Regions from separate parts of the Homo sapiens genome. Here all the other regions are linked to region 1. The links are chromatin loops, found by intact Hi-C in ENCODE. Cell type or tissue: GM12878. All regions are shown on one strand. Each heading gives the region's core, and the rest is flanking DNA. Links, peaks and the distances in the headings are about the cores only.

Region 1 (4,445 bases), core at 327-4,326:
TGAGGCAGCAAACCTCGGGTATTACCCCAGATGAATGACGCCGCTTCAATAGGACATATGTGTTTATGAAGGGGACTTTATTAAGGAGTATTGACTCACACAATCACAAGTTGAAGTCCCACAGTAGGTCTTCTGCAAGCTGAGGAGCAAGGAAGCCAGTTTGAGTCCAAAAACCTCAAAAGTAGGGAAGCTGACTGTGTAGCCTTCAGTTTGTGGCTGAAGGTCCGACAGCCCCTGGAAAACCCTGGTGTAAATCCAAGAGTCCAAAAGCTGAAGAACTTGGAGTCCAATGTTTGAGGGCAGGAAGCATCCAGCATGGGAGAAAGATGAAGGCCAGAAGACTCGGCAACTCTGCTCTTTCCAACTTCTTCTGCCTGCTTTATTCTAGACACACTGGCAGCTGATTAGATGGTGCCCACCCAGACTGAGAGTAGGTCTGCCTTTGCCAGTCCACTGACTCAAATGTTAATCTCTTTTGGCAACACCCTCACAGACACACCTAGGAACAATACTTTGCATCCTTCCATCCAATCAAGTCGACACTCAATGTTAACCATCACAGAGTCCAAGATAGCATATACTCACGTGGGCCTGGCTATAGGCAGGACAAGACTAACATGGGACCCCATGTGTTGGGGAGGTCACTAAGGGGCCTCCTGGAGGGCTCCTGAGCCAAGGAGCTGAGCCTTCAATTGCAGTGAGTGTGGCTTACCAGGATTGCAGAAAGAAAGCTCCTTATGCTATGGGATTTACCTTTTGTAGCAGTGAAAGGTAAGTTTAGAGAGGGAGAGTAGGAGATTACAGAGGAGAATTATGGGCTTGGATTCAAACCTAGATCTTTTGGGAAATGCCTCTCATTTTGTGCCTTTATTGTAGTAGTCTCCATAGTAGGGTACATGTATGCAAGGATTTGCATAAGATAACTCATTGGGATGTAGAAAGAAAGTAATAAAACTTTTATTTATATTTATTCTGTATTGTATCCTTTAAACAGTTCTGTTTTAATTTTTTGGATTGTGTGTAACAAATTGGGCTACATGGATATAATTTTAAAGAAATATAAATATTTTGGGGATACGGTATCCAATTTTATTTTCTGATAGAAGTGAATGGTCAGGTCAGGTGTGATGGCTCACATCTGTAATCCCAGCACTTTGAAAGGCCGAGGCGGGAGGATTGCTTGAGCCCAGGAGTTTGAGACCAGCCGGGGCAACACAGGGAGACCCCATCTCTACAAAATAAAAAAATTAGCGGGCATGGCTGCTCATGCTGGTGGCCCCAGCTAATTGGGAGGCTGAGATGGGAGAATCATTTGAGCCCAGGAGTTTAAGGCTGCAGTGAGCCATGATCACCCCACTGTACTCTAGCCTGAGTGACAGAGCAAGACCCTATCTCCAAAAAAAAAAAAAAAAAAAAAAAGTGCCTGGGACTATGTTAAGTTTTTTTACGTAACGATGTTATTTCATTTAACCCACACAATCTATGCAGTAAATAGTGTAGAGGCAAAAGGAAATTTTCTCCCTCTGCTTCTGAAGGTTTGATAATTTCTGTCTATAAAACAACTGACAATAGACAGATTAACAGGAGACAGGGCATACAAATTTATTAATGTGCACATGTGCATGGGAGCCACACAAAATATGAGACTCAACGAAGGGTCACATGACTGAAGTTTTTACACTGTACAGAGAGAAATAGAGCCTTGGAGCTCCTGGGTGAAGTGGCCGCAGGTTACAGGGGTTATGGGGAGATGAGGGGAGGAAATACCAAGGTTATCTGTTATACGGATGCATTTCCTTGGGGAGCAGCCCTCAGGCTGGCTGGAGTAAAAGTTTCTGTATCTGAACTTTTAAAGTGCCAGACCTTTACAGTCTTTTTCCTGTGCGTTTTCTTTTCTAAAACCAGATAAGGCAGATAAGGGAGCCTCAGAGAAAGGATGTTTGCATCTGCTGTTTACTTCATGAGTGCAGATTTCCTCTACAGATGCAAATCTCCCTCACAAAAGGACAGCTTTCAGATCTATTCCTGTGTCTGCAGTCCCTCTGAACAGCCATCTCGAAATATGCCAAAGAAGTGTATTTTGGGGTGGCCTATTTTGGTTTCCCACAGTAGTGTATGTGATCTCATTTTACGGAATTGAAACTCAGACAGGTATAGTAACATGTCCAAGGTCACTCAGACAGTAAATGGCAGAATCAAGTTCGAAGCCTGAACTGCCAGCTCCAGAGCCTATAAACTACATTTTCATTCTTTTGGTCTAACAAAGTCCTAATTGTCAGATCTTGCTTGATATAAGTAGTGTGGACTTTTTTCCCTGTCATTTATGAAGCACAGATGAATGGTTTTCATAATAATAGTTTATGTCATAATAATAGTTTATTCCAAGAAATCATGCAGCAGGAATCTTTCAGAATTCTTAAAAGTATTTTTAATAGCTTTGCGTGATGTACCAACACTAGAGTAAAATCAATAAATACTTCTGTTGATTTGTCCACTTGTCCTCTAGATCCTTAAGACATTTTGTATGGGGTTAAGATACTCCTTTTCCAGAAGAGAGGCTTTATGTATATGTGCCATACCGTTAGTAGCCAGGAGAGGTCACCATTTATAAAGACTTAAAGGCATGTGGCCCTACCTCTCTTGTAATTATACTTGAAGATAGGGCTATATGGCACAGAAAACTGGGAATGGAAAAGCCAAAGGTCAAATTCCATTGCGCAGAATCCTTTATGGGGCACAGCAATTCGTTTCCCTACTTCTCTGGACTGCTCAAGACAACATTCTCTGAAACTAGTAAAGTCTGGGAGTGGTGGAGGCCACCTGAAGAGTGATGTGACACACTCATTATTGTGGGGGTGTATAGGTATAAGGCACACATCAGTCTCCACCACTTTGCATATACATGCAGTTGGGAGTTCCTGAACACTGTAGTACCTAGGCAAAGTGCTTGGTTCCAAGCCAGTCAGAACAGTCTAGTAATGATCAAACTATAGAGCCTATTGACCTGAAGACTATAAGACAAAACCTCTTCAATAATGGAACAATTAGAACCCATGTCCTGGGTCACTCAAAGACTAATATTCCTATAATGAATATGTCTACCTGAATTATCTTCATATTTTCCATCCAAATCTTGCCATAGTTCAATTTGCTTTATTACAAAGTTTTTTCCCCCTGAAGTTCTAATTTATTCTTCTTGATAGAAGAATAATTTACTTTCGTTTTGTTGTTGTTGTTATTGTTTGTTTTTGTTTTTTTGAGACAGAGTCTCGCCCTGTCGCCCAGGCTGGAGTGCAATGACGTGATCTCGGCTCACTGCAACCTCTGCCTCTCAGGTTCAAACAATCTCCTACCTCAGCCTCTCAAGTACCTGGGATTACAGGCGCCCACCACCATGCCCAGCTAATTTTTTTATTTTTAGTAGAGACGGGGTTTCACCATGTTGGCCAGGGTGGTCTCAAACTCATGACCTCATGATCTGCCCGCCTCAGCCTCCCAAAGTGCTGGGATTACAGGTGTGAGCCACTGCGCCTGGCCTACTTTTGTTCTTTTTTTTTTTTTTTTTTAATAATGTCAGAACATCTATTCCCCTTACTTTTGCTATTTGTTGTCTTGGATCCGTTCTGTTTTTCTCAAGGACCACTTCTGATTCTTCCGTTTTCATAGGATTTTTGTTTCATCTGTATAATACCTTTTTTTCCCCTCAATGGTGATGGTTTCCTAATCTGTCTGTGATTTTGTCTGACAGTGTTGATTTCCAAAGAGCTGGCCTGGAGTGCCTTTGCTGTTTTTCTCATTGGTTCTTTAGCATCATCAGGATGGCTGACCAGGAGCTCTACATCCATGGGGAGTGGGGGCAGACAGGGAGCTGGCCATAACGCAGGAGTGGCCTCCAAATGTCAGAATGGTAGTGGCTGCACACATGTACTCTAATAACTCTAATTCTCCTCTGACAGTTGACTAAATTCCTAAGAGAAGAGCCCCCTGATTTTTTGCCTGGGAATGAAATTCTTGGTATCCTAGAGAGAAGAACCTGGGAGAGGAGCTATTCAGAGGCACAAGGTCCATCACCCCCTCACTCTTTTTGGTTCCCCTTTCCATCTGACTTTCTCATAGTACCTGCTTCCCCAAGCTTCTGCAGAATATCAGCATTCTGATTTCACATGCACAGCTCAGAGTTGTCTTGTCTTTGCTTTATTCAATCTGTCAACAGACTTTCTTTCTTTTTCATTTTCTAGAAATGTCTCAGAATCTCTCCTCCACTGATATGATATGGGTTTAATTCTTTACTATCATTTCACTGAGGTCTAGGGAGAGAGAAGAGATAAGCATTAGTTCTAAATTTGCTATTTGAACCAGAAATCACAATTTGTATCTTGAAGTATAAAAATGTAGTACTTTTCTACGGAATATAGAATGTAGAACTATCTGAATAAGAGATTTTG
Region 2 (4,445 bases), core at 244-4,243, 210 kb after region 1:
GATGAAAAACCTTAGAATAAATGAATAAATGAATCAAGGAGTTATCACATATTGTTAAGCAAAAAAGTAGATTATAAAAGATTAAAATTAGTGTGATTCCCTTTTTGTAAAAAACCCCAAACAACTGTGCATATGTAATGTGTGTGTATGTATATGTATTCACAAAAATGTTAACAATTATTAGCTCAGAATGATGAAATCATGGATGAATTTTACTTACTTTTGCTTTATTTTGTTAATCTGTAATTTCTTATTTTTCCATAGTTAATTACATTACTTGAACAATAAGAAAAATACAGTTTGGTTTCTACCAAAGAAAGAACATTGACTGTGGCATCAGAAAGAGCAGGGTTTGAACACTAGTTGTATCTCTCACATTTTAATCTTCTGAGATAATTGTCTTGCTGGTAAATGCGGAAATAATACTTCACAGGCTTGCTCCTTTTCTCCTGTTTAGTTTAAATACAACTATATACATATATACACACACATATCACTGCAATAGAAAAAAAAACTGAATAAATTTATTTTACAAATATCTTTAATGTGTGAGAAAAGTATATTTATTTACAGGGTAAGAAGATTGATGATGATGTGTGAGGATTCTGAAGGGGATCGCTAGGCATTTTCAAAGACTGGATAAGTTAGCCTCCCACTTATCCCTATTTCACCTAAAAACTGATTTAACAATGATTTGTTTTTTTGCCAGGCATTGAGCTAAGTAAAAGAACAAATGAAGAAACAAATTTAAAAACTCAATCTCTATCCTCAAAGAAGTCTAATTAATAAGTGGAGAATGACACAAACAACAAGTCATAATGCAATGTATTAAATACTATCATAGACATATTCACAAAATATTATGGGAACAAAGAGGAGGAACTGAGTTTCTTACTAGTATCCTATAGCATAATACTATGCTCATGTTATTATAATTTGATCTCTTCTTTGGTTCTAAAATAGATTGGTGAAGCACCTTTCTAACCATAAACAGGAAAGAGGAGAAAAAAAGTAATGAATATGAATGTACAGAAGGTGCCTAAAGTAGAATCACAGTGCTGTGAGCAGTAACAAGCAGAAGAACTTAAAGGATAAGCTATGTACAAAATCTCCCTGAAGGCAGGAAGGCAGGTGGTGGAGTGAAGTTGAGTCAGCCTCCATCCTGTTACCATCAGATGGTTCTCAAATGCCTGGCTGGCATCTGGACTGGGAGAACAGCAGATGAAAGGACCCAGAGTGGGAGGAAAATGAATCAGTATGCGATCAGCAAATTGTACCTTGGATTGGGATAGGATTCTTATAATTTAAAAATGTGCCTATATTCAATAACTGCAACTATTTAGAGTAATGGTAGCCTACTGTATTATCAGGAAGTGGTTAAAGAGTAAACATGTTCTGGAGGCAGGGAGATACTTGGGATACAGAAATGAGCGTGCTGAGTAAGAACACAATTGCTTCAGAATGTGCAATTCAACGCTGAATACAGGGTTCCAAATGCAGTTAACATCAACTAAAGAATTTAGCGAAAGGGTGTAGCAGAGTGTAAGTTGGAATTAAATATGGGTCCTTGGTCTGATAGAGAACATTTCAAGCAAGTTCGTTGTTTATATCTGACTTAGAAGGCAATGAGAAACCATACAAGATACGATACTGCTTTCTTCACATTTTCAAAAATATCTATTTTGATCAAAAGGAGTTAGGAAGAACCTGCATGGTGGACTATAACAGATAATAATGGAAGGACTATTCGGACCAAAAATAGTTACCAGTTTCATTGTCCTACTATGTGGAGGGGACAGAGCTGAGAGAAGGGGAAGAGAATAAGGCATTGAGTGGCGTTCTACTACTGGTGTGTGCCAAATACCAATTTCAGCATAAGGACTCAACCCGGAAGGAGCCAGCTGGAGTCCTTATGCTATTCCCGAGGCCTGAAACACGAGTCTAGCTGGTTCGGCCTCATCTGTCAGGTCACAGCTGCAATATTACTTCCTCAGGGAAGCCCTTTCTTTCTTCCTCTTCTCCATCTCCACCCCCTTCCCAAAAGGGCCTCCCGCTATAAGCTCTCAAAGTTGTAATTACATGTGTCTTGTAGTTAACTATTTAGAGTCTGTCTCCACGTCCAGGCTCCAACCAACCTCTCATCCTCAAATGTCTTCACAAGGTCGGTGATCTTGGCAGTTTTACTGACCAAAGAGTGGGGGCTCATCTCCAGCACCTTGCAGTATTGACAGGAAAGTCACTGAGTAGCAAATGAATGCATGAATGAGCTCGTGTTGTTAATATTGCCAGGCCCACAGGAAGCACCCAACAAAGAGCAATGATTGGTGTTCGCGTTCATTATCTCATTTAATTCTTACAAAACCACGGCAAGGATTCAACCCCACAACTGCTGTCTAGAAAACCGAGGAAAGTGACGCAACCCGCGGGAGGTCTGACGGCCCGAGAGCCGCAGCGCCAGGCCCGGGAGCCAGCCCCGTCCACTTCCCCGGTGGATTCTTCTCCGTTCCCCGCCGGCCGCCCCAGGTGAAGCTCCTTTCCGCCGTCAGAAGGAGGCTCCCAGCGGGAAGCAGCATCGAGGGCGACCCAGGGCCAGCACGGGAAATGCCAGGGACCGCGTCAGCCGAGCCTGCTGGAACCCCGCTCCTCGCTGCAGACGCCGTTCCGCCTGAGGACAGTACTCGGGCATGGGGAGTCAGGTGCCCGCCACAGGAACGCAAGAGACCGCGCCGGACCAGCGAAAAAGCTCCATGCTCTCCTGGTTTTCCAACCCGACGCCGCGGCCTGCGGCCACTCTAGGACGCCGGAGGGTCCTCCTCTCAGTGGTTGGGGCTGGGCCGCCCTGCGCCGGGAGCCGCCCACCTTCGGGCTGGGCCGGGCCTGGCCAGAGTCTGGGCTAAGCGCAGGGCCTGCATGAATCTTCAGCCTGGGAGGTGGGGCAGGAGCACGGAGAAGTCTCGAAGAAGTGGAGGAAGCACGCACTGGCTGCCGCGGGAAAAGCTCAGCCAGCAACTGTATCAGCTTTACATTCGACCCTCCTTTGCTGCATGGCAAAAAGAAAATAAACTACCATTTCTTAGTTCGTGTTTTATTTTCAGCTATTTCTTGTTTCCTTGGTTTCGATTCTAATTATTGCTGTAGACGCCTTCAGGTGGTGGAAGCCAAGGCAAGGAACCCCTGACCGCAATTTCCTAACCTTTGGGCAGAGTGTGGGGTGTGGGGACTCCCCGCCTGCCTTTCCCCGCCCCCCCTTCATAGAGACCTAAAAACCTTTAAAAAGGATCTAACACTAGCTCTATTATCTACCCTGTAGCCTACTCAACTAATTAATTCAGACATTTATAATTACACACCAAAAAAAAAAGAGAGAGAGAAAAAAAGTTAAACCGTTGGAACTACAAACATTAAACATGAGCAGTTCTTAGGGCCAAAATCTCTGAATGTGACTGCGACAGATCGCACTTGAAACGCCTGTATGAGGTAAACGGAAATGGCCAGAGAAAATGAACTGACGGGTATGTGTATTTCCAAATGTACTACTATCAGCTAAAAAAGAAACTTCAATGATTAGGTTTATTGAGGTGACATGCAATAATTCTTAAATGTTCTGCAATTAGAAGTTTCTACGTCATGAAGGCAGTTTAGAAGATTACAGCAAAATGGTGAAGCATGACTTCTTCATATGCTTATTCTTCATTCAAAAGCCGTTTGCAGGTTCCCCAGCTTAAAAAGAAGCCTAATTTCACTTATTTTGAAGAGTACTCTGATAAATATGAATACCGAAATCAAATGTTGCTTTGTGTTTAGACAGTTATAGATAGAAAATTCTCGCATGGGCCAGCAAAGAGGTATGGGTAATTTAAGAAGAAAAAAAAAAAAGTTGATGCCCCTGGCTGGTGAAAAACCCCAAGGAATTCACTTTCAGCTGGAAATTTTAGAGCTATTTCGCAATACTTATTAACGAGCTTATTGTATTATTCATTTTAGAAATCTGATTTCGCAATCTTTTATTCGTAGTGGCTCCCTCTAATAACGTCCTCATTTTATCGCTATGTGCATAATGATGTTCTTTAGTATATCCAAGAGAGTTTTTGATGTTGGAATTTGCAATGACTCAAGTTTCACTCCAGCAGCTTGAAAGAGTGATAATGAGGTGCTCTCCTTTTTTTGTATCTATACTCCCCTTCCAGGCATATAATTTCATTTGAAAGTTGATATTGTTCTTCTAGATTTTCTATTCAGTAACGAAATGGAAAGCAATGATTGTTCCCCTAAGAACAACTAAGTTTTCTAAAAGCTATCATAAGGACTTTGTAGCAAACTCTGAAGGTATCATTTGGGAATTTTAACACAATATGCTTGAAAACCAGATAAAAGGGAAGGTTCTAAATTAAAATGTGTGGATGAAAATCTATAATCTGGCACTAAATCAGTAGTGATATAGTGGG
Region 3 (4,445 bases), core at 108-4,107, 960 kb after region 1:
ACAATGCAGTGCTAAGTGAAAACATTAAACTGTGTTTTCCAAATTTTCTACGATAATCAGAAAAAGATTGTATATAAATAATTCCACAGGCAACTCTTTAGAGTATGTCTAAATGGCAAATTTGACTCGTCATTAATGGTAACTTAACATATCATGTACACCAGAAACCAGGAAAGGATCTATCTCATGTTCTCCTAAACCTCAGCCACAGTTGAACAACTGAAATCAATATACTTCTCAAGCAAGTGAATAATTCCTCAAAGCAATTTTTAAAAGGAAAAGAAAATTTTCTTTCATACAAGCATCTTTTCCCTCAGTGATTCTTACATTTGCCTCTTTTTCTCACAAATTTCTAAGATAGGAGATAGAGTTAGCCTTTATGTTTTAAAATTTTCCCTTGATTTACTAAAACACATATAAATTTCATGGTTTTTGAGGAACAATGACACAGAGGATAGTTGACTTAGGGTGAGGTTAGTATGAAGGAATAAAAATGTCAGTTTTTTTTTCCTCATAAATAAAAGTGAATTCCTAAAACTTTCTCCCATGACTTCAGGTAACTGGAGTAACATTTTTGGGAAGCTAAAGGCAAAATATCTCTATTTCATTATTTGGTGAAGACTGATAACCATTTGAGAAAAGTAGTTCTTATTGCTTGATTCAAGTTCCTGGAGAGCTATGGCTAAGATTTTTTTCTATTATACTTAGTATATAATGTAGTATAATTATTTGCATATTGGAGCCCTAAATTTGTTATATAAAAATAGCAGGTAGTGTGTATGAAAGAGAAAGAACTATGATACAAAAAAATCTGGCCAGCAGAGCTGCAGCTTTGCTGTGCAAAGGGTAGAATTATAATTTATTTTTTGTGACTGGCCCAGGGTAGCTGCAAAATAAGTGGCTCTGATAACCAAACAGATAATAGTAACTATACTTTTAAAAAACTTGCAATGATTTAATAGGACATTGGACACACGATTTTAATAGTCTGCATGCCTCCAGAGGTATCACTGTTTCTCAAATGGAAAAGCCAAAATGAAAATTCTAGTCCCTGTGAGAAGGTGTTAGAAGAAATCATTTTTAAAAACCCAAAAGGACTCACTTTATTATTTTTGACAAGAATTTCTCCCTAAATATAAAGATAAGATAGCATTGTAAAAGTGACTGTAAAAGAAAAAAACCCACTGTAAGGCTATTAGGGACAGCTGGCTGAACTGCTATGTCAGAATACATTTTTATTTCTTTAAAAATAAAACTTGAATATTGGAGTAAAATCTTATTTAAGATTTTTAAATATATAAAAATGCATACTTGTTATGCAACTTTATCAGATCTCAACATATTGCACATTTTGCCTATTTATTTCACAATTTATTTTGTAAAATAAATGAAACAAAGTTTTTTATGTTTTCTTTCCCTGGAAATAACAACTACCATTAATTTGATACTTAAGTTTCCAATAATTTCTTTATAGTCCACTGTTTGTCTTTTTTTTCCTTATTTGTGGTATCTTTTGATACACAGGAGTTTTAACATGGAAAAATTTATCACTTTTTATTTTGTGCTTTTGGTGTCTTATTTAATAAATTCTTCCTTATCCTGAGACAAAACAATAAATTTCTACATTTTCTTCTTACAGTTTTAAAGCTATGGTTTAAAATATCCAAGTTCTTGGTTGTCTTGGAATTTATTTTTGGTTTATGTATAGTAAATAATTTTATTTATATTTAATTTTTTTCCCATATGAATAACCAATTATATTTTTTCTCTGATTTTTGGGATGCCACCATAGATTTTTTTCTTTGGATTTATATACTGTTTCATTGGTCAAGTAAGACAAGTTACTCCCATTTTTTTCTTCAAGTTGAACAGACTATGTAGAGTCTTGTGTTATTATGTATGAATTGAGTATCAATTTGTTAATTTATACAATTGTATTAGACACCATTTCAGTCAGTTTCTTTCTGATAATTTGGAGAGACTGTTTAATCTTTCCATCCATGAACATTGTATATCCCTTTATTTTTTTAGGACTTTCAAAATGCTCTTTAATAATGCTTGATAATTTTCTGTATAAAGGAGCATTGCAATATTTTGTTAGAATTATTCCACATTTTGGCTACATTTTGTAGCTATTATGAATGGGGTCATCTTGTATATTATTTTTCAATTGGTTATTGTGAGTATATATAGTAATATTAATTTTTATATACTCATCTTAAGAAGAAAGATTAAGGCCACTTGCAATTGCCTACTAGCACACATTTTTAATAAAAATTTGACATTCTTTTTAATTCAGCTAAAGTCATGGTTGTCTAGAGATGACTTAATCATTAACTACATAGAAGTGCTGAGTAAAAAGTTCAGATCTTTTACTTTACATTATATTGGACCTAGTTTGGCAAAGACTTAATGACACCATCTAGTGGCAGTTTGAAGTTCTAAATAAATAGTAAAATGCATTTCCAGATTTTATTGGATAACTATTTGTGTTAAAAAAATTATGATAACAATCAATATCCTTGTTGAAAATGCCAAGAAACAGCAAGAATTAATTTGTCATATCAAAATTAATTATGCTTGTAGTCTTTAATTTTGCTGATTTCAAGATTAGAATGAAGTTATGCTTATGGAGAAACTTATCTACAATCTTTTATTTTGAAGCCAAATCATGTATGTGAAGATTTAATTTTTAAGATTGTTATTCAGGGAGTTGTCATAGTTCATGTTCACACCATGTTTTTGAAAAAATAAAATTACCAACAGCTGGCCGGAGTCAATCTACGTAATCTTTATAATAAAATGATCCTAAGAGTCTATACCATGAGGACTACTTTATATTTAAGGATCCTTTAACATAAGGCCTATTTTTATATCTTACTAATTAGAATTCTTTTTTGTGTGGGAAATAACAAAATCTTATGCATAATTCAACTCAATTTCAAAACAAATAGGGACAACTTGCTAATCACTTGAAAAAAGTATAAAGTTTAAAATACACTCAAGATGAATTAAAAATGTAAATCTATACAACCAGGCTTTAAAAGTTTAGAGTGAAATATATATGAAAGCTTATTTAATTTTTTGGTGGGGAAGACTTTTCTGATGATAGATGGAACCTCTAAGTGTAAAGGTTGATTAAAATTTCTATAGAACATTTAAATACTAAATTAAAGTGACAGTGTAATATCTCTGGTAAAAGTTTTTTAAATGACACTACCCTATGTTAACATAAGTTAAGGGTGAATACATAAAAAACAGGCATTCTTATTTTGCTACTTGGGAATACATTTGGAATAAACTTTATCAAGGGACATTTGGCAATGCTATTGAAAGTCTTAAAATATGCATAGTCTTTGCCCCAGAAATCCACTACTCAGAATGATTATAGGGATACAACAAAGAAATAGTCACAAGATTGTTCTTCATAGCACTTCATAGAACTATTGGTAAAATATTACACATTAGGAAAATGTAAATGTCCACCAAGAGGTGAATTGGGAAACTAAGAGTGTAGTTATTAACCATACATTGTTATTAACAGTTATTATGTTGTTATTAACCCTAATGTTACAGAAAAATTGTGGAAGACATTTAAAATACTTTTTACATATTTAATTATGTAATTACTCAATTAAGTGGAAAGATATTCTCAGAATAGTGTTAGATGAAAAGCAGAGTTTCAAATCAGTATATTTTCATTTTTTACAATATTTGTTTCCTTCCTTATGCAAAATACAGAATGACGACACTCAACAGGGGTTCTATCCTGAACATGATATAGGCTGAATGTTGTTTCCTCCCCAGATTCATATGTTGAAGCCTGAACCACCAATATAACAGGGTCTTTGGGAGGTAATTAAGGTTAAAACAGGTCATATGGGTGGGACCTTCAGGATGGAAATAATGCTTCTAAGAATGCTTCAGAGAGCTTCTGGGTACACACTCACCCCACCCTCTCCCTACTCTGCCCCGTGTAAGAACACAGCAAGAAGGTGGCCACCCATAAGCCAGGAGGAAAGCCCTCATCAAGCAAATTGACTGGTGCCTTGATCTGGGACTACTAGCCTCTAGAACTGAAGAAAGTAAATGTCTGCCGCTCAAGCCACTTGGTCTACGTTATTTTGCTATGGCCTCCTGAGCAGACTAATATACATGAGGTAATGAGTAATTTCTTTTTTTGCTTATCTAGGTTTCTAAATTTTTTGTCATAAACATACTGCATTTGTAATTTTAAAAGATATTTTAAAATCAAATAATATTAGAGAAACTCTCCAGCATATACAGATGTTTCAGTGAAAAACTCATCATTAGTTAAATCAGTTATTTGAAGCTGGTTTGTGATTACCTTGACATATTTTTATTAATTCTCTCCATACACTAATTATTTGGCTTATAATTAAATTTACAAAGCAGATTGACTCCTTAGCTATGAATATCAAAGA
Region 4 (4,445 bases), core at 209-4,208, 120 kb after region 1:
GTGAGCTGAGGACAAAACCAGAGCCAGAGCCTCCCATGATGATCAACTTTGCTGTATGTCATGTTCCACAGAGTCATTGCAAGGCTAACTTTGGTCAGAGAGTGCTAAAGTGGAGGTGCCAGAAAGAAGGAGAATGTGGACCCCATGCCGGACACATGTTTGCATATATTATTTCATTTAGTCTTCACACTCACCTTGACTGGTTTATAAATGGAGAATCTTTCATGTCAAGAGGTTAAGTAACTTGCTCAAGGTCAAACAGCTAAGAAGTGACAGCAACAGGATTAAAATCTTGGCTGGGCGCAGTGGCTCATGCCTGTAATCCCAGCACTTTGGGAGGCCAAGGTGGGCGGATCACCTGAGGTCAAGGGTTCCAGACCAGACTGACCAACATGGAGAAACCCCGTCTCTACTAAAAACACAAAAATTAGCCGGGTGTGATGGCACATGCCTGTAATCCCAGCTACTCAGGAGGCTGAGGCAAGAGAATTGCTTGAATCTGGGAGGCAGAGGTTGCAGTGAGCCAAGATTGCACTCCAGCCTGGGCAACAAGAGTGAAACTCCATCTCCAAAACAAACAAACAAACAAACAAACAAACAAACAAAACAGGATTAAAAAAAAAAAACAGGATTGAAATCTTGCTATAATTTCAGGGCCAAGAGAAAGGCCTATTGTGAGTATAAGTTTATTACCCTACTGACTGATTGATGTATGAAATTTTGCTGTTAAAGCTAATTTTGTATAGTGGTTTTCCAAATGCATTCTTCCAAAAATTACCATTCTAAAGTTTTAGTGGTTTTTCAGTGGTTCTAGAAAATTTTATTGGAATTTCATTTATAAAACAGAGTTCTAATTTGAATGAAATGCATGTGTTATTTACCAACACCTGCAACACCACGAAAATATTCATTTAAATTCTATTGGTTAATTTCATAAGTAAATGTCACAAATTGGGACTTACAAAAAAAGAACCCTGTTTTTTAAAATAACACTTTTTGTGTTGTTCTATAATTGGAATTCTGTTACTGCCTTATTTCTCTGATTCTCTTTTCATCAATATTTACTGAAAGAAGTAATATTCTTTGATTACATTTCCTACACCCCCTTGCTCTCTGAAGCCCACTTCAATCAGAACTCAATCCTGTCCACTCCAACAAAGCTGTGATAGTCTGTGTCATGACTGCCTTGACGAAAGCCAGCCAGGACACCCAAATTCTGGGGTTATTTTTTGCTCTTACCTCACTGGCTCCTCAGAAACATTCAACACAGATAACAGCACCATTCTTCAAATCCTTTCCCCCATGGCTTCCAGGGCACTGTAGTTTCCTGGTTTCCTAACCTCCCTCTCCTGGTCCCCACCACTGGATCTTCTTCCTCACTTTGTCCCCTAATCTACCTGCTGATAACTGGCCCTTACCCTTAGTTTCAGAACCATATATTCAGCCCTTATTTGATATCTCCACAGGGAAGTTTAACAGAGTTCATATTTAATGTGTCCAAAACAATATTCTTGATCTTCCCCTCTCAACCTATTCCTCGCATATTGTGCCCCATCTTGGTAAATGACCTTACTGTCTACCCAGTTGCTCCGACTGAAAATATGAGAGTAACCCTTGACTCCTTTTCCTTTACTTTCCACAGCTAACTGACTGACAGGTCCTATCAGCTTTATCTCCAAAATGTATCCTGAGTCACTCTCTCCAGCCCTGCTGCTACCGTTCCAGTCCAAATAACCAACATTTCTTCTGAGTTTCTGCTCCAGCCTCCTGCTTCCACTCTTTCCCCTTCTCCAGTTCTCCATTCTCCCTGCCATAGCTCAGGGTTTCTCAAGCACGTCACGACGGACAGTTTAGGCTGCCTATTTCTTTGTTGTAGGGGGTAGTCCAGACATGGTAGGCTGTTTAGCAGCATCTTTGGCCTTTGCCCACTAGATGTCAGTAGCACTCCCCAGTGTGACAACTGAAGCTGTCTCCAGGCATGGACAAATGTCCCCAGGAGGCAAAAATCACCCCCTGTTGAGAATCCCTGCCATAGCATGAACAATTTTTACTTTTAAAAAATGAGTCATAATTAATGATAATGGTAAGTAGTAAAATTTAAAATAAAATAAAATAACAATAATAGTAATGTCACTTCTCTCATTTAAACCCTCCAGTGACTCCCCAAGTCTCTTACCACAGCCAGGAAGGCTCTGCATGATCTGGTTCCTGCCAACCTCTCTGACTTTAAGGCCCCCATGGCCTGATTTCTATTCCTTATATAAACAAACTCATTCTCACCTCAAGGCAATCACACTTGCTATTCTTTATATCTAGGGCACCTTTCCCTTAACTTCCTGCATGGCCACTTTCTTTACACAGTGGATCCAACTCCTCAGAAACTTCTCTCACCACCCTACCTCGTGTGTCCCCACATCACATTATCATGTCTGTTTTCTTCCCAGCATCTATAGTTAGTTACGTGAGATGACTTCATGTACATGTTTCCTTATCTGTCTCCTCAGCTACAATATAAACTCCTAGTCTTTTGTGCACACCACTATGTCTCCAGTGTCCTGAACAGTGCCAGGCACACAGTAGGTGCCCAAGAAATACTCACTGAGTTTTAAAATTCTTCAAGAGGCCAGGTGTGGTGGCTGTAATCTCAGTGCTTTGGGAGGCTGAGGCAGGAGGATGGCTCGAGGCCAGGAATTCAAGATCAAGGCAACGTAGTGAGACTCCATCTCTAAAAAAATTATTAAAAATTAGCCAGGTATGGTGTCTTGTGCCTGTAGTCCCAGCTATTTGGTAGGCTGAACCAAGAGGATTGCTTGAGCCCGGGAGTTTGAGGCTGCAGTGAGCTAAGATTGTGCCACTGGACTCCAGTCTGAGCAACAGAACAAGACCCTGTTTCTAAAAAAAATAAAATAATGATGATTCGTCATGTCTTGGATTAACATACTGATGTGGTTATATGCAAAGCTTCTCAGTCTAAATGTTTGCAAGTATTTTTAGTAGAACAGGAGACTGGTCACACACAGCTCAAATAAATTCTCATGTTGACATTATGCATTTGATGGGATGCATGTGGAGAATGTCCCTTTCGTAAGGAAAAGTTATTGGCTTGATTGGATTATAATTGGAGCCCAAATACTAATAAACGAAGTTTGGCAAAGTTAAGACCATGAAACTCATCTTTGTAAGTGACCTAAGCTTGTTGAAACCCATTCCCAGAGGTGAAAGCCTAATGAATCTATCTCTTGTGCCATGGGGCCTTCTGTTGATATAAGCTTTGTCAGGGGAATGAGGTATTGACGTTTTAATGTCTGTGGATTATGGTAATGCGCTTAACTATATTGATCTGTTCAGTATTCTGTACTTGCTTTGTTGCTATCCCAAAACTCCAAAAGAAGGAGGTGTCCAGATGGTCATAACACAGACTATGAAAAGGAATCAAAGAAGTAGAATATCAGTGTAATTCATAAAATATAAGACATCAAATTTTGACACCTCAGTTGAGCCACAGGCCTAATGGGAAAGTACTTAATGGGCTAAATTAATCCTACCACTGACAAAAATTGATGTGCGTGATAAGAATGAAAATCTCCCAACTGACCTGCAGTCTGTGGGAGAGACAGAGAAGTAACTTTATGGGTGAGCCCTTGGGTTCTGCCATTCAGGCAAGGACTTGGAAGTAATGTAGTAATGTAAGTACAGGTAGGGGAGGCACAGAATTCTGGGGTCCCAAGTGGGCCTGGAAAACTCCAAGGCAAGAATCAGTGGAGGGAAAAGCCCTGGGCTCTGAAGTTAGGCAGGCCTGGCTTAGCCCCCCAAGTTCTGCACTTACTAATCACTGCTTATCAGAATGCCTGCCTGCAGGTTCTTTTATATCCCTATGCTTTCATTTTTTTCACCTATAAGGAGAGGGAAAATAATGTTTCTTTTCTCATAAGATGTGAGAGGGATAAAATGTGATAATGTAGGGAAAGTATCAGGACCAGATGAGGCATGTGAATTATCTTCATCCCTGTTTTCTATTTCATTCCAGACAATGTGGCATCTGCTGTAATTAAGATACCATGTGCATTACCTACCTGACCTTGAAATCAGCAAAGACCTTCAGAGAGGGAACCCAGAATCACTCTCCTGTTCTCAGCAGCTTTTGTCAGCTGCCTCAGAGGAAAGATTAGCTTGTGTGAGATGCTGTCATTGAGTTACCCTCTGTTCTGTAAAGGTGATCTAAGGCTTGGCAGGAGCAGTTGGGAGGTAGAAGGGAGAGCTTGGGGAGCATCTGTGCCCACTACCCCAAGTTGCCAGCCTGCAGCAGAAGAGCACAGAGCAGCAGACCCCTGCCCTGCCAGGATGATCCTTGTCACAGATGCCACAGACACTTTACAGCCATTGTAATAGAAGCTGAGTCTGCCAGCCCTGGCTTCTTAAGAGAGGGGATAAACAATAGCTAGCAG
Region 5 (4,445 bases), core at 175-4,174, 260 kb before region 1:
TTAAGGAAGTCAGGATAAATGGCCTTTAACATTTTTTTTTTTTTTTTTTTTGCTAAAACACTCTAGGATCTTACAATCTAGCTGGTGGAAAGCTAGTCAACAGAAGAGTATACCCAGGATATATTGCTGAAGTGATAACACACAGAGAATTTAAAAGAAATTCCAAATTAGATCTGAGAAACCAATAGAAAAACTAAACATAATAAACATAATAGATAAAGCTAGACATAATAAAAGCTGTAATATGCTTTATCCAGGGCCCTCATATTTCCAAGGCAGTCTATAGATCATAGTGAAAGCAATTATACAATTTCCATTTAAATAACAAGTGTCTGTGCGTTAAAAGTGGCAGGTTTTTTCTCCCTTGAACAATAAGTCTTCGGCGACTATCAGCTATTTTCAAAGCACAATTAGAATTGAAGAAAAGACAGCACAAACAATACTGTTTTTCAAGCTATGAGAATCAGGAATTGAAGAGATCTGATATAAGAGGAAATCAGGTACAAAGAAACTATGTTGGTTAAAAATATATATACCACAATCCATAAAAAATGTCTATCGATATGGGATATGATGGTTTTGTGGAAATCTTTGACTTAAAAGTTCTAAAAAGCTAAAACTATGAAGCTCATTTTATTATGAAAACTGAAATTGAGAATTGATTTCAAAGCATTCAGAGGATTCCAATGTTTTAAAAACATAATGTATCCTCAATGTAGCTGTAGTGAGGCAGACAGAGAGCCCTGGAAGTAAAGTTGTTTACATTCCTGACCTGCCAGCTGCTGGCTGTACTATCAGGTCTAACACACTTAACCTCTCTTAGCCTTTTAGTTTCACCCACACAGCCTCAGTTAGAAATGAATATGACTAATGGGGCTTTGTGAAAGGGCTTTGTAAAAATGTTGCTTGAAAAAAATTCGAGAACTTCTAAAGAAGTCCAAGACATTTTCTCAGTGTCAAAGATGTGACAATATGAGATGTAAGACACATAAAGCAAAACGAAAAGCAAAAGGAAGTCCCAAGGCAAAAGAATCACATAAGGATAGAGAGGGTATCTAAAAGGAATTTTTTTCAATAGCTGTCAAAATAAAAATTTAAATACGTGAAAGCAAGCAATAGATTATTATTTTTAAATTTACCTACTTGGCACTAACGGTTTTTAAAACCTAGGCTAAGTTGAAATGTGCAGTTATCTATAAGGTAATATATTTTATTGTTCCTATCAGGATGGTAAACTCTGTCCACTACTGGCTTCCTCTACAAAAATCAATACTGGAGAAACTAGCTTAGTGAGAGAAATAGTTATAAGAAACTTAAAAAAAAAAAACAAAAAAAAAACCTATGTACGTTGAAGTCAGGATGCTGCAGCCTAATTTGGGAGGAAACCGGTTGTTGGAAAACTTTTCCATGCTACTCTTGCCTCTCTTATAAAGATAGGTAAAGCATACATCTTCACCACGGCATGGGCATTGGACAGGAGAGGACTAGTTGTTAATGTCAGCATTAACAATTAGTAATATGGGGCAGCTTAAGGACTCTTGTGAAGTGAAGGTGAAAACCATAGGTAGTGAAGAGGCAAGGGGTGATCAGAGTGATTGGGAGATTGGGTGGTTCCTATAGTTCTCTGCCAAATAACAATGACCAGAGGCTGGTCATCCGCCCTTCCCAATTCACATTACCACACAGGGTAGCTATATCCAGGAAATAAGAATTGATCTAAAAATCAACTAATAAAAACATCTACCTATTAAAGAAATACAACTATCTAAACATGTAACATAATGGGCTTCCCCTTTCAGTAGGCATAGGAAAGGGAGGAAACGGCAAAACCATGCCAGGCAACATCGTATTACAAGGAGGGAAGAAGAGAACGGGTTCCTATACCCCTACATTTCTCCCAGACCGATCATTCCAATCAGGCCCACAAAATGAGAGACAACTAATCAAGAGATTCTTGGAATTGCTGCCACTGTCTTGGAGCTCACAAAAGGAAACTGTATTGTGCCTGTGGAACTTTAAGCCAGAGGAGCAGAGGAGGCAATGGCCACTAGATGGCACCAAACTACAGCCAGGACCAAGAAAGATTCCGCTCTGTGCCCAACTCCCAGGACTTTTGCACAAGTTTGCTATAGTCATTTCACCAATATCGGTATCACACAGTCTCGCATTTTACATAACTGAAAAATCTGCGATCCCCTGATTGTCTTGTGTAGAGGTTGTATGTGCTGAAGCAGAATTATTGAAATACATGCCAATAATTCAAAATAAACATGATATAGCTAAGGCACTAAGGAAAGATAGCAATGTGAAGTATGAATAAGAAATCATTAAAAATAATGTTAAGTATTAGTAAAAAAAAATATTAAAATACAATAGAGATAAACAGTAGGATAAATACAGTTATAGGATAAATTGTTGATTTAGAAAATCAAACTGTGGTCCTTCCTAAAAGACAATAGAAAATAATAATATAAAACAACATGAAAGAAAAGGCAAGGAACAGAAGCAGTTATGTGAACATCCAGATAACAGGAGGCTCAGAAAAAAATGGTGAGAAGAGGGAGGTTGACAGACCAAAAAAAGCTTGAAAGGATAATTAAAATAAATGTTACAGAACTAAAAAAGAAAGATCAAAGATCTCAGAATGGAAAAATTAATAGGACAAATAAACCCATACCATGGCATATTATGGGTATGGTTAAATTTTAGAACAAAAAGATAAAATTTCTAAATCTTCCAGAAAGAAAGAAGATAAACTTTGGAAAATGAGTAAAAGAATATAATATATTTTTTAAGTATTGAAGAAAACAATTTTGACTCTAGAATTTTACATCAAGCCACACTGTCACACAAAGATGAGTACACAATAGAAATGCTTTAGGCATACAAGGCCACAGAAGGTTTGCCCATAAAGACCCAAACTAAACACATTCTAGAGAAAGTATTCAAATAAAAAACAAAATCAGGAAGATGATGCAAATATACAGGATAGAAGGGTTACCCAACATTTTACCTGTTATTGTCTTAAAAACTAACATAAACTAAACACAAGCTTAAAAAAAAGAAAAAAACAAAGAGCACCCACAACTGAGAACTAAAATGCTAAACAATATTAAGAAGAACAAGCAGCACAGAAATAATAAAGTGAATAAATCAACAAAATTCCAAACAAAAATGTAATAGGGAAGATTTTTAAAACGTTACTTTCCTGAAGACCAAACATATTAATAAATATTTATAAACCTTTCTCAAGATTCACCAAACTTAGGGATGAGATGGGGAGATGGGGGGGATGGGACAAAGCAGCAAAATACAGAATGAAAAGGGAGAATACAAAGTGATACATATTTTATTTATTTATTTATTTATTTATTTATTTATTTTTTTTGAGACAGAGTCTCGCTCTGTCGCCCAGGCTGGAGTGCAGTGGCACGGTCTTGGCTCACTGCAAGCTCCGCCTCCCGGGTTCACGCCATTCTCCTGCCTCGGCCTCCCAAATAGCTAGGACTACAGGTGCCCACCACCACGCCCAGCTAATTTTTTTGTATTTTTAGTAGAGGCGGGGTTTCACCATGTTAGCCAGGATGGTCTCGATCTCCTGACCTCATGATCCACCCACCTTGGCCTCCCAAAGATAAATATATATTTTTAAAGTGTTGTAAGTATAGGCTAATAATTTGGAAATCTACATAAAATGGAAGAAAGTCCCAGAAAATATATACATCAAAATTGTCAAAAGAAATAGAGACCTTGAATATGCCAAAAATTATGAAATAATTTGGAAGGTACTCAAAGCATCCCTCTCAAAAAGCCAATGGTCTACGTGATTTTTTACAAGTGGGATTTAAGAAACATTAATGACTTCCTAATGCAAGCTGTTATAGCAAATAGGAAGAGTGTAAAACTATACAGCTCATTATAGGAGGCTACTGGAATCTTGATTCCAAAATGAGACAATATACGAGAAGAAAATATGGGCCCACTTCACTTAGGAATTAGATGGGAAAAAACAAGCAACAACAACAAAAACCACCATCAAAAAAAAGAGCTAAATAAATCCAATACTTTATTAAAATACAATTGTCATGAAGTGTTCTGGAATGTAAACTTAGTTCAGCAGTATCTATGACTAGCTCAATTAATAGAGGGAAAGCATGTGATAACCATTACTACCTATTTATAATTTTTAAAAGTGTTAAATTATACAGTGAAGGGAACTTCCTTAAGTTGGTAAAGGTTATACAAGGATACTGTTCAATCTGAACTTAGCTGAAAACCTGCTAGTGGAACTCAGTGACAAAATTAATTCAAATAAATTTTCAGTTTTTAATTTTCCTCACCATCTCAGTTCTCATTACTCACTACCCAAAACTCGTGAACCATATATAACCAATTAATTGAGAATCTTGCTACACCAACTCCCCATCTGATTTCAGGCCCCAAGT
Region 6 (4,445 bases), core at 322-4,321, 160 kb after region 1:
AATGCTGACAGTGAAAGAGGAAAAAGATTGAGAGTTGAAGATGGCTAGAGAAGAAAGCAGGGTTGATGGGAACTCTTTTTGGATTGGCTGAGCTTGGCTACATTTATAAGCTGAGGAGAAATCAATGAAGAAGAAAAGATCAAACACTGATTAGAGAACAGATAAAATCAAAGAAATGAAGAACAGAGCTAGGATGGGAGCCAGGGAGGAGGTGAGAAGTTGAACACCTGCCTTTAGGTTTCCATTTTTCTTTTCTTTTTTTTTTTTCTTTTTTTTTTTGAGACAGAGTCTCGCTCTGTCACCCAGGCTGGAGTGCAGTGATGCGATCTCGGCTCACTGCAACCTCCGTCTCCTGGGTTCAAGCAATTCTCTGCCTCAGCCTCACGAGTAGCTGGGATTACAGGCGCCTACCACCACGCCCAGCTAATTTTTGTATTTTTAGTAGAGAGGGGGTGGCCAGGCTGGTCTCGAACTCCTGACCTCGTGATCCACCCGCCTTGGCCTCCCAAAGTGCTGGGATTACAGTCGTGAGCTACCGCGCCCGGCCAGGTCTCCATTTTCCTAGTGTCACAAGAGGCAAGATCTGCTGAGAAAGAGATGGAGAGTGAGGATAGAAGAAATCTAGAGGGGTGTGAGTGAAATTGCCCCTGATGGTGAGTGAACTCAGTAGCATGCTGAGCCATCTGTAAGGCTGAGGTGGGGCTCCTCTGATGCTGGAACCACACATCTGCAATTCCAGACATGGAGTTTTCTCTAACATCCCTTAGGGGCCCCTTGGCAGAACTGGACAAGTACTGAGGTGCAGGGTAGGGGAATGGCAGGCTCTGAGGGGGATCTGGGATGGAAAGATAGCGAATGAGAAGAGGGTGCTGTTAACTTATTCTACACAGAGATTAATCAAGGTCAGGACTGGAGAAAAAGACCCATCTATCCCAGTTAAAGAAATAATAAACTGACCACTTACTCCTGCATCCTGTCTAATTCTCCCACATGAAAGTATTTTTCTGCCCACTTTGCAGATGAGGTGATGGAGGCTCAGAGAGGTTTAAGGAACATGCTCAAGTTCCCTTAACTTAGCTTTTTTTTCAACTACAAAAGAAACTTATTTTCACTTTTTAAGATAAATGATCTTTGCATGTGAAGAAATTATTTATGATTATATATGTATTCATATATTTACTTCCACAGATATATGATGAAAGTTTAACATAAGGAGCCATAACTAACTTCAGAATAAAAAGATCTCTTTATTTTAATGGGATGTTATACTTCGCTGTGTCTGATATAGATAATTATATGCCTTGCTGGGATTTAGCTTTCATTTTAGTATTGGATATATTTGTGGAGAAATATGAAATATTATGTTGCCCCACATACATACCTATTTAATTTGGTGGGATGATTTTGGAGAGAGGTCTGAAAATTTTAGTCACCTCATTTTTTGTATATTGGGAAACTCTTCCAAGGTTTGGAATGGGGGTGGGTGTGCTGCAGGATGGCTTAAATCACATCTAAATATTATTTTATACTTTCTTTTGAGAATGAATACTTATTTAAGATTTTATACTTATTCTTAGGAATATGCAAGATTAAAGGCTATGACTTATATTGTCCTAATCTTAAATCATTAAATAAATTAATAGTAACTGCATTGACTTTTTAGGAACTAATAAGAAAGTATTTGACTTGAATTCCATTTCTTCCCTTTTAACAAACTTCAGGGCTATGTTTTATATATAAGTAAAAGATGGTTTTTATTAAGCAGATAGAGACAGCTTTGTAGGGTATGCCCATCTTTACAATGTGTGTGATGAGGACACTATATTTTTATGGTTGGCAATATGTGGATTTCAAATTTCTTAATCTGCACTTATTAAATGGATTTATGGTTCTGACTGTTGTTCTCCTCACATGTTAACTGTAACATATCAGAGATATTAGCTAGGTCAAAGAGATTTTTCTTACAAGGAACAGAGAAAATTGCCCTATGTCCAAAATGGACTCTGACAAGAATTTTAAGAAGTTTTGCAAATGAGATTGCTCCTGGAAACTTCTTCACTCATGATGAAGCCCCTCATTCATTACCTGATAAAGATAATTTGAGTCAAGTAAAGGGTGAAGTTCAAAATGAAAGCAATAAAGGATTATTTTCAAATCTGATGATAATATGTCCCCATAAGCATTCTAGTGAATGTAGATTTATGGACATATGTGACTTTGCAACATGTTTTAAAATTATAGTGGATTCCCTGCAGTGCCATCTTTGACAGCTGGTCCCATGCAAATGTGAGGCTGGACTATTAACCACACAACATCACAGATGAATATGAGAAGCATGTTTCAGGCTGTCATTCATTTTTATTTTTTAAGACATTAACTACAAGAAATGTGAAAAGATTCATTATATGCAGAAGAAGAAATGGAACTGCTTTCATGATTTTTTTCCTATTGAGGCTGAAAGAAGTAGTTCACTGAATTGTGTGTAAAGAATAAGCACTTATTTGAGGAGGAATTTTGTTAAAATAATATTTTTAAAATCCAAAATGAATAAAATCTGCCAAAATTTTGTGAATTGTTAAAACAAAAAAAAAACCAGTTCACTAGAAGTGTCAGAAAGAATCTGTTCTGCAAGTTGATTCTGAATCAGTGTTAATGTGGTAAGATCCTCACTTATTATAAGTAAAATCCAATATACGGTGGGTTTATGATTCCATTTCTTTGGTAAGTGGGTAGGTCAGAGCTTAGGATACATCTTGCTAAAGAAAAAGCACTGCTACAGAATTGATGTGGGCGAGACCCATATCACAGTAAGAGTTTTAGATGCCTAATACTGCAAGGCTGTCCATTTTATAAGTGAGAATGGAGGCTCACAGGGAATCCATATGGAACTACCGTCAGCACCAACAGAATCAGTCTGTACTCTGTGTCCTGTGAGGGAAACCATGGGATTCCAAGAGGAAAGACGTGAAGCACAGAGACATTTCTCCAACTCTTGGCCACAGAGCAGAAAGCCCAGTGAACTGCTGAATTAAAGAATGCCATTTGCATATGCACAGCTCTCTTTTTCAAACCTCAGTGCCTCTAACACCTCCCAGTCTTCCTCCCAGAAAACTGGAGCTGTTTCTTGCCCCCGGCTGGGACCTGGTTTCCCCCATGGTCTGGCCAGGACTGAAATAGTATCACTTGCCCATAGGTGCCGGTACACAGAACTGCAGAGAGTGATCAGAAACAGAACCCAACCTGCCTTTAGTCTAAAGGGGCATGGCAGAGAGTGATGATCAGGATTTGGGACAGTGGGACCAAAAGTGAGAGCAGGAGAGCTTTACAGAGGATTTCCAAGCAAGGGAGATAGTTCTCAGCAGCCTGGTGGTCATGGGTGGACATAGAGGAGAAAAAGAATCTAACTGAAAAACAAGTAATTTCTTCTCCTCCTCCTCCTCCTCTCCCTCTTCCTCCTTCACTTCCTCATCCTCCTCTTCCTCCTTCACTTCCTCCTCCTCCTCCTCCTCCTTCTTTCTTATATGCTCTTGTGGTGGTTTTAAAACACGTCCACAAATTCTTTCACACTTCTCCCACCAAGAGGTAAAGTCCATGGCCCCTCCTCTTGAAACTGAGTGGATCTTCGTGACTGCCTCAATGAATAGAGTACACTGGAAGTGACACTGAGTCCCTTATTGGCTAGGCTAGAAAAGACCAGGCAGCCTTGGCTGGTGCCCCTGGGATACTCACTCTACTCACTCTGGGAGCCTTTGGCCACTCAGTAAGAAGTCCAGCTGCCCTGAGGTTTCCTTGAGACCATGTTGGGGGGCAACATAGAGGGAGAGATACCCAAGGAACTCAACTGTTCCAGCCCTAGCTGCTGGAGTCTCCCCAGTACAACTACCAGCTATAAATGGTGGAAGGGCCTTCAAGATGACCCCAGGCCCAGCTACCTTTCATGGCATAGCAATAGATAACTTGAACAGAACAGCTCTCCGTAATAGGGGCTTTCATCTTTCTTTTCTCAAAAGGGCAGGTATCCTGGAGGTCTGAAGCTGTCTTTGCTCAGAAGGTTAAGTCTTTGTTTTCGAAAGTTTCTGTCCCTCTCTCTGTGTCTCTATCTTTCTGTGTCTCTGTCTCTCTGTCTCTCTCTCTCTCTCCCTCCCTCTCTCTAACCGCAGGATTGTGTGGATAGGGAGGGCTCTGTTGATTGAAAGAGAGGAGAGAACCCAGTTCTAAGTATGGACGCTTTCCAGAGCCTAGAAGAAGTAAAGGGGTGGTAGGTTCTTGTAGTTGACACTTGTGCCCTCCCCTACACAGAAACTCAGAAGGATGTCTGATGGGACTGGTGCAAGAATGCCTGTTTGCTGAGCACAGAATGCCTCAGTCTTTAGAGCCTCCTCAGAGGACCCAGTGGCTGACTTCGGTGCAGAGGGGCAGGTGCCACAATCAGCAGAGTGCCATGT
Region 7 (4,445 bases), core at 298-4,297, 390 kb after region 1:
CTACAGTGGCTTCCTTCGAACCTGCTCTCTACTCTAGCCAAAGTTATCTTTTAAAATTTCACATCAGCCAGTCTGGTTATAGTGGTCTCAACAAGAATGGGTACAGTGGCTTTTTATGACTTTCAGGTGAAACACCAAATTTCTTGACCACACTTAGCATAATTTCCCTATTCTTTGGAAGGCTTTTACTTTTTTTAAAAAAAAGGTTTGTTTAAAAATTTAATTCCATTTTAGATTCAGTAGGTATATGTGCAGGTTTGTTACATGAATATATTGTATAATGGTGGGGTTTGGGCTTCTAGTATACCCATCACCCAAATAGTGAACATTGTACCACATAGGTAATTTTCAACCCCCTCCGCTTCTCCCACTTCGCCCTTTAGGAGTCCCCAGTGTCTATTATTTTCAGCTTTATGTCCAATATACCCATTATTTAGCCCCTGCTTATAAGTGAGAACATACGGTATTTGATTTTCTATTTCTGAGTTTTTTCACTTAGGATGATGGATCATGGCCTCCAGCTCCATCTAGTTGCTGCAAAGGACATTATTTCATTATTTTTTATGGCTGCATAGTATTCCATAGGGTATATATACCACATTTCCTTTATCCAATCAACTATTGGTGGATATTTAGGTTGATTCCATGACTTTGCTATTGTGAAGAGTATTACAATAAACATATGAGTGTAGGTGTCTTTTTGATATAATACCCAGTAGTGGGATTACTGGGTCAAATAGTAGTAGTTCTATTTTTAGTTCTTTGAAAAATTCTCCATGTTGTTTTCCATAGAAGTTTAACTAATTTACATTCCCACCAACAGTGCATAACATTTTCTTTTCACCACATCCGCACTAGCATCTGTTGTTTTTTGACTTTTTCAACATAGCCATTCTGACTGACGTAAAATGATATCTCATTGTGGTTTTAATTTGCATTTCTCTGATGATTAGTGATGTTGAGGTTTTTTTCATATATTTCTTGGTCATGTGTATGTCTTCTTTTGAGAAATGTGTGTTCATGTCGTTTGCCCACTTTTTAATGGAGTTGTTCATTTTTTTCTTGTGTTGTTTCAGTTCCCTATAGATTCTGGATATTAGTACTTTGTTAGAGTCATAACTTGCAAATATTTTCTCCTATACTGTAGATTGTGTGTTTGTTCTGTTGATTATTTATTTTGATGTATAAAAACTTTCTAGTTTAAGTCTCATTTATCTATGTTTGTTTTTGTTGCATTTGCTTTTGGGGTTGTTGTCATAAATTCTTCGTGTAGGCCAATGTCTGGAAGAGTGTTTCTTAGGTTTTCTTCTGGAATTTTTATAGTTTCAGGTTTACGTTTGAGTCTTTAATCCATCTCGAGTTAATTTTTGTATATGGTGAGAGATAGGGGTCTAGTTTTATTCTTTTGCATATTGCTAGCCAATTTTCAGAGCACCATTTATTGGATAGGGTAGCCTTTCCTCACTGTTTATTTTTGTGAACTTTGTCAAAGGTCAGTTGGTTGTAGGTAGATGGCTTTATTTCTGGGTTCTCTGTTCTGTTTCATTGATCTGTGTCTATATTTGTACAAGTATCATGCAGTTTTAGTTATGATATGGTTTGGCTGTGTCCCCACCCAAATCTCATCTTGAATTGTAGCTCCCACAATTCCCACGTGTTGTGGCAGGTACCTGGTTGGAGATAATTGAATCACGAGGGCAGTTTTCCCCATACTGTTCTTGTGATAGTGAATAATTGTTACAGGATCTGATGGTTTTATAAGGGGTTTCCTCTTTTGCTTGGCTCTCATTCTCTCGTCTGCTGCCATGTAAGAAGTGCCTTTCGCCTTCTGCCTTCCACCATAATTGTGAGGCCTCCTCAGCCACTTGGAACTGTGAGTAAAGCCTCTTTTTCTTCATAAATTACCCAGTCTCAGGTATGTCTTTATTAGCAGTGTGAAAACGGACTAATACAAGTTACTTTAGCCTTGTAGTATAATTTAAAGTCAGGTAATATGATGCCTCCAGATTTGTTGTTTTTGCTTAGGATTAAACAACAAATTTCTTTAAGTGACCTGCCTAAAGGGTTTACCTTGTCTGGCTCCTACCATGGACTTTTTTTGTTTTTTCTTGAGACAGAGTCTCGCTCTTGTCACCCAGGCTGGAGTGCAGTGGCACAATCTTGGCTCACTGCAACCTCTGTCTCCCAGGTTCAAGAGATTCTCATGCCTCAGCCTCTCAAGTAGCTGGGATTACAGGTGCCCACCACCAAGCCTGGCTAATTTTTGTATTTTTAGTAGAGACTGGGTTTTGCCATGTTGGCCAGGCTGGTTTCGAACTCTGACCTCAGGTGATCCACCTGCCTCGACCTTCTAAAGTGCTGAGATTGACTACAGGTGTGAGCCACTGTGCGTGGCCCTATGAACTCTTACTAATCTGAATGGATACTGGTTGTAATCACAGACATGACGCTATGAAAGAAGAGCAAAACAAGAAAGGAAGATATAAGGATTGAAGGCCTGGGAAAAAAATTTGGGGGGTATTACCTGGGCTGGTTGTATCAATTCAGTTATGAACAAGTGTAGTTGGAGTAAGTAGCTATCAAGTGTGGTCTGAAATCTTACAAGTGAAGAAATTCTGACTGGTAAGTTCCAAGTTAAAAATGGTAGAATGAGTTACTGAAGTTGAGCCTAGATGAGTACTCTTGGAGATGAAGCCATCCAAGGAACTTTGAGGCCTTGGGTATAAGAATCATTTATGATATTGTTGGGGGTTGAGCTGGAAAGAAAATAATCTTAAGCTACTTGCCAAATACAAATACCTCAGTAAATGAAAGGGAGTGTCTGAGAGGTAGATGAGAGTATTGAGAATGTAAATATCCACAAATGGTTTCATTTATGCTATTATTATACCTACTGCATCTCTTATAATTATTTTCTATATAAACTTTTACTGCTTAACACAGTACCTGGCAAAGAGTAGGTACTCGATAAATTTTTCTTTGAACATGCTTGATATTGCAAAATGAAACCATCAGCATTTAGGTTGCAGTTTTTAGTTAAATGTGTGACTCACTCTACATATTCCTTGTATATAAATACCAAACAAAAACAAAACACTAAGCTAATGTATAGGGGTAAATTAGTCTAGTATCTGTGTGATAAAGTAATAAACTCATAATTCTGACAGAAAGGAAAGGATGCAGAGTGATAGTCTTGACTAACATAGCTATCATTTATAGATAGGCAAAGTAGAAATTTGGCATACTGTGTTATTTAAGCAGGGCCAGAATGAACTATGTCCTCTAAAATATCTTAGCCACAACCACTACTTTGGAAAGCCTATTGGGCAGTGTCTACTAAAGAAGGAAATGTGTACACCCTGTGACTCAGTATATCTGCTCCTGGATATATACTCAATAGAAATACATACATATGCTCTCAAAAAGGCATGTACAAGAATATTCACAGGAGCACAATTTATAATGACCCCAGCTAGAAACTGTCCAGATGTCAGTCAACAGTAGAATACATAAATTGTGGGATACTTACCCAATGGGATACTCCGCAGTAATGAAAATGAACAGATTACAACTACATGCAGCAGTATGGCTGAATCTTACAAAAATAATGCTAAGTGAAAAGACACCAGACATTACATATTCTGTGATTCCATTTATATGGAGCTCAAAAAAATGTAAAAGTAATCAATGACATTCGATTTTAGAATAGTGGTTCCCCTTGGTAGGGTGGGTGTAGTGACTGAAAGGGGCCACACAAGACACTTCTAGAGTATAGACAGTGACTTGTTTCTTGATCTGTGTTCTGGTTACAGGGACTTTTTCAATCTGCAAAAATTTATAACCTGCACACTTTTGATTTGTAAACTTTGCTATATTCATCTTGTACTTCAATGAAAAAATTTAGAAAAAAATTGTTCTAACTTAGCATAGGACCAAAATGAAAGCATGCTTAACTTGTCTCTCTGTGTGTGTGTGTGTGTGTGTGTGTGTGTGTATGTGTTAGATTGTGTGTTGAGCTTTCTATGGCTATCTTTTCAGAATTATCTGGGAGAAGGAGGAGCTTTTTAAACCATATATGCCATACTTACTTTTCTCTGTTACCGACTCTCTAACCATTATTATTACGTTTCTTCTATGGACTATGTACCTCTTATTCTTTCTCTTTTACTGAGAAACTATAGTTCGCTATTATTTTTGATAACAAAGTGTTGTATTCTTCAGATCTCTTGTGGTTGAAAAATAATGACTTTTGGGCAAAGGATTTTTGTCTTAAAGATCCTTATTAAATTCTGAATGCCTCTTGGAGAAGTAGCATGTTAAGCATCATCAGACATTAATATGTACCTCAATTCAGGGGCTTGAGGAATGCAGGAGCGGTGAAATCAGCATGGAAGTAGATAGCACAAGCATGTGAAATGATACTTTGAAGTAGTCTTTATTCTGAT

Evidence for each region. A loop is a pair of places that touch in the nucleus more often than their neighbours do. Peaks named below come from ENCODE experiments on the same cell type or tissue, not always from the same donor. Only the 100,000 strongest peaks of a DNase experiment are listed, where the experiment ranks them.
Region 2: it touches region 1 in a loop (4-fold over the local background); 2 of 110 quality-filtered maps call a loop at or near these places.
Region 3: it touches region 1 in a loop (10-fold over the local background); 16 of 110 quality-filtered maps call a loop at or near these places.
Region 4: a loop joins it to region 1, with 6 times the contacts of the local background. A loop is called at or near these places in 9 of 110 quality-filtered maps.
Region 5: a loop joins it to region 1, with 9 times the contacts of the local background. A loop is called at or near these places in 8 of 110 quality-filtered maps.
Region 6: it touches region 1 in a loop (2.9-fold over the local background); 6 of 110 quality-filtered maps call a loop at or near these places.
Region 7: a loop joins it to region 1, with 4 times the contacts of the local background. A loop is called at or near these places in 2 of 110 quality-filtered maps.

The regions. Positions count from the first base shown.
Region 1 is chr5:108,519,440-108,523,884 of GRCh38, forward strand. No RefSeq gene overlaps it. Among named protein-coding and RNA genes, the nearest start is that of FBXL17, 140 kb to the left of the region's middle. In GM12878, for the core only: a CTCF peak has its summit at 2,594 (motif pointing right); DNase peaks (open chromatin) are centred at 2,082, 2,642 and 4,165; H3K27ac peaks cover 1,583 bases.
Region 2 is chr5:108,725,498-108,729,942 of GRCh38, forward strand. LINC01023 (long intergenic non-protein coding RNA 1023) reads right to left here and starts at 2,764. Exons shown (of 1, transcript NR_046368.1): 1 at 2,328-2,764. RefSeq lists enhancers at 2,007-2,588, 2,428-2,727. In GM12878, for the core only: no CTCF peak of the experiment used is centred there; DNase peaks (open chromatin) are centred at 2,283 and 3,054; H3K4me3 peaks cover 2,762 bases; H3K27ac peaks cover 2,205 bases.
Region 3 is chr5:109,477,032-109,481,476 of GRCh38, forward strand. All of the region lies in intron 4 of LOC105379117 (a long non-coding RNA gene), which reads left to right. Among named protein-coding and RNA genes, the nearest start is that of PJA2, 69 kb to the left of the region's middle. In GM12878, for the core only: a CTCF peak has its summit at 2,419 (motif pointing left); no DNase peak of the experiment used is centred there.
Region 4 is chr5:108,640,554-108,644,998 of GRCh38, forward strand. No RefSeq gene overlaps it. Among named protein-coding and RNA genes, the nearest start is that of LINC01023, 85 kb to the right of the region's middle. RefSeq lists an enhancer at 1,775-2,069. In GM12878, for the core only: a CTCF peak has its summit at 1,928 (motif pointing right); a DNase peak (open chromatin) is centred at 1,928.
Region 5 is chr5:108,258,707-108,263,151 of GRCh38, forward strand. The region is part of intron 4 of FBXL17 (F-box and leucine rich repeat protein 17); the gene reads right to left. Among named protein-coding and RNA genes, the nearest start is that of FBXL17, 120 kb to the right of the region's middle. In GM12878, for the core only: a CTCF peak has its summit at 2,050 (motif pointing right); a DNase peak (open chromatin) is centred at 2,075.
Region 6 is chr5:108,675,237-108,679,681 of GRCh38, forward strand. No RefSeq gene overlaps it. Among named protein-coding and RNA genes, the nearest start is that of LINC01023, 51 kb to the right of the region's middle. In GM12878, for the core only: no CTCF peak of the experiment used is centred there; no DNase peak of the experiment used is centred there.
Region 7 is chr5:108,910,269-108,914,713 of GRCh38, forward strand. All of the region lies in intron 10 of FER (FER tyrosine kinase), which reads left to right. Among named protein-coding and RNA genes, the nearest start is that of FER, 160 kb to the left of the region's middle. In GM12878, for the core only: no CTCF peak of the experiment used is centred there; no DNase peak of the experiment used is centred there.